Regions from separate parts of the Mus musculus genome. Here region 2 is linked to region 1. A link is a loop called in an ENCODE intact Hi-C map of the cell type or tissue named here. Cell type or tissue: left cerebral cortex. All regions are shown on one strand. Links, peaks and the distances in the headings refer to the core of each region. The heading gives the core; the rest is flanking DNA. Region 1 overlaps Adk (adenosine kinase). Region 2 overlaps Adk (adenosine kinase).

Region 1 (2,927 bases), core at 320-2,819:
AACTCCAGTAAATCATGTGCCTACTTACACAGCACCACCCAGAACAGTGTCCTCCCGTTAATGGCTGCCTGCCACAGTCAAACCATTTCTATTATTTGTCACTTACAAAAATACCAAGGGGCCTCTCTTCCCACTGGGTATTGCAAACTTTATATGCCCCAGTACAGGGGAATGCCAGGGTCAACAAGTGGGATTGGGGTTAGGGAAGCAGGGCAGGGGGAGGGTATAGGGAACCTTCGGGATAGCATTTGAAATGTATATAAAGAAAATATCTAATTAAAAAAAGAAAGAAAAGCAAAGCAAACAATGAAATGGATAAGCATTGTTTTTCTTTTAAGATTTAAATTAGAGTAGTTTATTTACCAAACCAATAAGACCACATGGTACTGTGTTGTAGTTCATCACAGTTCTGACTTTCAATCATATAAAGGTAAATGGGGGTCCGTCATTTACTAAAGAGTAGAAATTTCTTTTTAGTTTAGGCTAATGAAAATGTGTATCCCTTACTATTGTGTGAGAAATAAATGGGATTTATAAATTAAAAAAAAAGTAAAAGAAAATAAAGTTCTGCTATACATGCTCAAAAAACAAACAAACAAAATACAAAAAGACTCTCTGCTGAGTAAAACTTAAAATTCTAAGATAGATATTCCTTATGTGGTAGACAGAGGAAAATTACTGTTTAAAAAGCTAATTAGCATTTAGGGTTTATAAAAATAAGTGTGTAGTCTCAGGTGCAAGGACAGGCACAGAAAACCCGGAGTTAGCCGCTGCTCTTCAGTGATCTTCCATTCCCCGCAGCAGGACAACAATTTCGACATTGTTGAGCAGCAGTAGAGTTGGATCCCAACACCAGCAACTAGGTTTTTGCAACTACTTTTTCCAGGGCAAAAACCACAAACTTTGCTTTAAAAAAAAATCAGGGATTAGATTATTTTTTTTGTTTTTTAGAGGGAATACTAAAAATGAAACCATACTATGGTGACAAAAAATAGACAACCACCTTAGACACTACTCAACTCGGCTCCAGTGATTTTGTGGACATTAGTTCCTAACAGATGAGTCCCAATAGCAGCAGCTCATTTTCACACATCTTGTGTACTCAGTGTCTGAAGGACAGTTCCTCAACTAGACTGACAGATACAAGGCACAGCATTCATGCTGCCGGCTTGCACTACCGCCCGCACCCTTTCCATACATGACCAGTGCACACAGTTGTCGTTTTATTTACATTTAGTAGTGTGTTAAGTTTATGTGCTTCACAGAAAATCTCAGAGTCATGTCCCAAAGGCAGAATCATTTGGGTGATGTGATTAATTATGTGCCTCTAAGAGGTATAATCCTCTATCATAATCAGCCAGTATCATAATCAGCTGAGGACTTTCAGGTTTTTAGCTTCTCCCCCTGGTGGTAGTATCTAGGTTCGTATCTATTTAAAAAACAAAAACAACAAACCATGCTGCAAGGTTTACAGCCACTACATTCAAATATTGGGAGGCAATTTGGGGATAAAGTAGATTTAAATGAAATAGAAGCAAATCTCAGAACTCTTCTAATGTTAGCACTCACCTCCTATGCCTAGCTAGTGATCTCTCTTCCCCCCTCTCCTCTCCTCTCCTCTCCTCTCCTCTCCTCTCCTCTCCTCTCCTCTCCTCTCCTCTCCTCTCCTCTCTTCTCTCCTCTTTTTCCCACAATGCAATTACAGCCATTACATCATTGTAAATTACATGCTGGGGTTATCTCAGTAGGTATCTGCCAAATGTAAAACTTACAGAAGGTCTTCAATGTAATAATGATGTTTTATCATTTTAATTACAAACTCTTTAAAAAACTCCCTAAAGTGTACCAATTGGGGTGGTCTAAATTAACAATATCTTGGTAGCCCAAGGGTAGCAAAAATAGATTGAACTACCAAATTTCATCATCCTTATAGCAGCTGTCTTCCTGCCTCTAGGAAGCTGAGTATTTAACAAAGCAGACAGCTTGGCACTGGCGTCTGATTAGCAGCGTGTGCATTGTCAGACAGAATGTGCTTGGCTCTTCTGTTCCAGGGTTGGATTAGAAGCCTGCAGAGCACTGGGACTTTATTCTTCAGGCTTCTCAGAAGTAAATAAGTTCTGCGTCGTCTTCCTCTGTTGCTACACCTGGCAAACTGATTAGGTGCCTTCTTAGTAATGTGCGCTATCAAATGCTAGACAATTTAAATAAAGGCTTTCAAGGATAGTATCACAAAGGATGAAATTTGTCAATTTAAAAATTACTATGGTTAAGCATAATATGTATAAAAATTATTTCTCGAAATAAAGTGCTTTGAATTATGTTGAACCTAAATATTAAAATATTGCTTGTGGGGGAGGAAGGGTGGTCATTTTAGAGTATATAAAAATAAAATTATATTCTTAAAATATTAAATATAAAAGATTTTTTTCCCTGAACTCACATGAAGCATGCTAGAAATAAAACACTGCTTTACAAGAATAATATTATTTTGCTGCAGGGTACAAAACATTAAATTATAAAAGGGTGACTCTCATTACCTTTTCACCAGAAATTTCTTTGAAAATTTATTACAAATGATTGTGCTTATTGGCAGAGTTCAAAATCAGCAGAGTCCACGCAAACAATCTACTTCAGTGCGAGGTACATTCTTTTACTCTATCGGATCCGTCGGAGGTAATCAGACTGGATGTTTTATTCAACAGGGCTGAAGAAAATTGTTCTACAATAGGTTAATTCAAAATGGCAGCATAGAAAATGCATCTGTCAGTGGGGATCAAATTACAGGGCAAGCTCCTCTCAATGCTTAGAAAAACAAGTCTGCAGTTCTACAGATTATGTGCCTGTGTGTGTTTAAAGGGGTGGGAAAGGAGCTAAATATCCGAGCTAACCTCCAATTAAAGTCAATCATAAAAACAGCCAATTTAATG
Region 2 (2,927 bases), core at 250-2,749, 100 kb after region 1:
TTCCCCAGAAGTCTGTTAATACAGGGCACAGTCTAGGACCAACAGAAAAGGATAAACTATAAAATAAAGAGGAACTTAACCAAAAGCATCAATAACTACTTTATGAAATTAACCATTATCTACAAGTATGCTCCATATGCTGTCCTAGAAATGACAGGAGTCCACATTGGAATAACAGCTTTTAAAAAGTTAGGTTTCACTGGATAAGCTCTGCTGTTGAAAGCAGCAGAGAAGCCCACAGGCTCACCTAATCTGGACTTCCTGAGCAAACAGACACCCTTAGGAGACATGTAAAGAAAGCACAATAAATTATATCAGCAGAAGTCAAGTTGTGGCCCACTCTTTTAGTCCCAGCACTTGGGAACAGGCAGACAGAGCAGGGTTCGAGGCCAGCCTGGTCTACAGAGCTAGTTCCAAGACAGCCAAGGCTACACAGAGAAACCCTATCTCAAAAAACCAAACCAAACCAACCAAACAAGTTATATTAGCAGATAACCTAATTAGAACAATTCTTTCATTCTGAAATAAATCTACTATAGTATCAATATATGTTTATATTTCGTTTATACTGTGGTTAGTCCTTAAATTATGGCTTGGTATAGAGAAAAGTATTAAAATATTTGGGTTATTAACTCTATGATCATCAACCACTAATATATTTGTTTTTAATTATTTTTCAGTTGATTCTTGGTGTTTGTAAATGATGTGTGGTGTTCATTCCTAGCCTACACATTGAGGCCAGATGAAAACTTTGTGGAGATGTTTTTCTCCTTGTACGATTTCATGGGTTCTAGGGATTAAACCTGGTCATCGGGTTTGCTTAGAAATCACCTTCACCTGCCTCTCTCTGCTGAGAAATCTCGCTGACCTCTTAGGTTGACACTGGTTTTACAAAACTGTAGTCAATTTAATAACATTGTAAATAATATTCCTTTTATTAGTATTTGCCGATCTCAGTCATCTTTATCTGAATCTCATTATCTAACTTAGAACTCTAAAAATCCAACCTGCTCACTGAGCTAAGAATATAAAAGCAGAAAAGGTAGTTCAGATTTAAAAATTGGGATTGCAGGACCTTAAGATTTCTAAATCTCCAGTATTACATATGTTGCTTTGTTCCAGATGGGAAAGATGAAATATGCAATCAGTGTGACATATGCGATACAAAGGTATATAAAATTAGACCCCACATCTCCCACATCCCTTGCTCCCTACACCTTAAAGAATCTTGACTAATAGAAAGCTCCTAAAATAAAAATGAAGTGATATAGGCATTTTTTTAACAAATGTTATTTGAAAACATTTCAATAACCACAATATGGACAACTACCATGAAGCTTTAGCCACTGCTGTTTACTGTATAAATAAAATAATTCCATAGAGCTTATGCTGGCTTTCGACTTGTCTACAACTAAAAAAACAGTCCACACAATGCTTTGTAGAAAATGCCTGACATCAGGGCTACTTTTTTTTTTTAATCAGCTGAAGACAATAATGAGCCAAATGCTTCTATATCCTTTAGTATATATTTTGCATATGGGCAATAAAATGTTACAAAACATTTTCCATTTTAAGCTTGTTATTTGGCATAAAATCTCCCACAGAGCTTAACTTATTATTATTATTTGCTACAGACTCTTCCTAAAAGCAAGAGCAGCCCATTTTCTCCAGATGACTCATTGACTAAAGGTACAGCCGAATGAAGTGTTCCAACTTGAAATACCAACAGCTAAATATAACCTTCCACACAACATTAGAAAACTCGATCTCTTTAGTCTAAAAGAGATCGTGAAGGGTCACTCTCCCCAAACCCAGGAAGCTCCTGAGGTGATCAGCAACAACAAGAAAAAACCAAACACCCGGGCCTTTAGGAAAAGAACTCAGAAAACTAAAATGCAAAATCTTCACAAGTCATAAAAACAAACAAAACAGTTGGCGTTTTCTTTTCATTCTTTAGGCAAATTGCTAATGCCATACGTAACCTTGTCAAAAAAATGCCAAATTTACAAAGCCATCCAAAGTGTAAACTTGAAAAGGTTTTGGCCATTACACAAGTGAAACCCAGTTATAGGTGCGTCACTTGAAGTTACCCTTCAGAAGAATAGGGAAATACTTAGTCTTATAAAAGGGTTATTTTTTTCTAGATGCCTATCTTGAATATAAATGTAGCATCTAACACTGACTATCGGAAGTACTGATAGTGTTTCAAGTGAGAAGAAAGCAAGCTAGCATGAGCCCATTACAGCAGGTGACACCTGAGCAGGGCATTCCAGCAGGTGACACCTGAGCAGGGCATTACAGCAGGTGACACCTGAGCATGGCAGGAACTGAGGAATGATGTTAATTTGCAACCGACATGGGGAAGCTGAGAAACAACTTCTGGCCACCTGAGTCCTTGGGTTTAGGACCATTAAGGCCCAGCCAAGCTCCTGTTCTTACATGAGTCCAGTTTGGAAACATCACTGAATTCCATTTGTAGTCAAGATTACTCTAGTTACACTTCCCGTCTCTTGGGTCTATGAATCCTAAACGCATGCAAAATATTATGCTAAGAAAGAACGAGGTGATTTTCCAGATGGTTACAGGAAGACATGGATTTTCAGGTATATTATGACATCATGTACTTCATCTTCCCCATCTCCAAATGAGAATTCTTTATGCCCCACCATGGGTACACTGTGCCTGCTTCTTTTGGAGAAGACATAGGCAGCTCATCCCCTCCCGAGCCTAGCTCCAGAAGATTGAAACACTCTTCTGGCTCTAGGACACACTGGACACATAACCACACAAAGAGACACACACACTAATGTTTAAATTAAAAAATAAAATCTAAGAAAGAAAAAAAAAATAGGAGGGGAGGCAGTCATCCAGAAAATATCAATGTCTGACATAATGTATTTCTAAATCAGATAAATTTTAAATGCAAA

What was found. A loop is a pair of places that touch in the nucleus more often than their neighbours do. Peaks named below come from ENCODE experiments on the same cell type or tissue, not always from the same donor. Only the 100,000 strongest peaks of a DNase experiment are listed, where the experiment ranks them.
Region 2: it touches region 1 in a loop (3-fold over the local background); 2 of 42 quality-filtered maps call a loop at or near these places.

The regions. Positions count from the first base shown.
Region 1 is chr14:21,252,608-21,255,534 of GRCm38, reverse strand. The region is part of intron 6 of Adk (adenosine kinase); the gene reads right to left. Among named protein-coding and RNA genes, the nearest start is that of Gm52152, 160 kb to the left of the region's middle. In left cerebral cortex, for the core only: a CTCF peak has its summit at 1,403 (motif pointing left); DNase peaks (open chromatin) are centred at 1,024 and 2,028.
Region 2 is chr14:21,149,265-21,152,191 of GRCm38, reverse strand. All of the region lies in intron 3 of Adk (adenosine kinase), which reads right to left. Among named protein-coding and RNA genes, the nearest start is that of Adk, 98 kb to the right of the region's middle. In left cerebral cortex, for the core only: no CTCF peak of the experiment used is centred there; a DNase peak (open chromatin) is centred at 1,756; H3K27ac peaks cover 604 bases.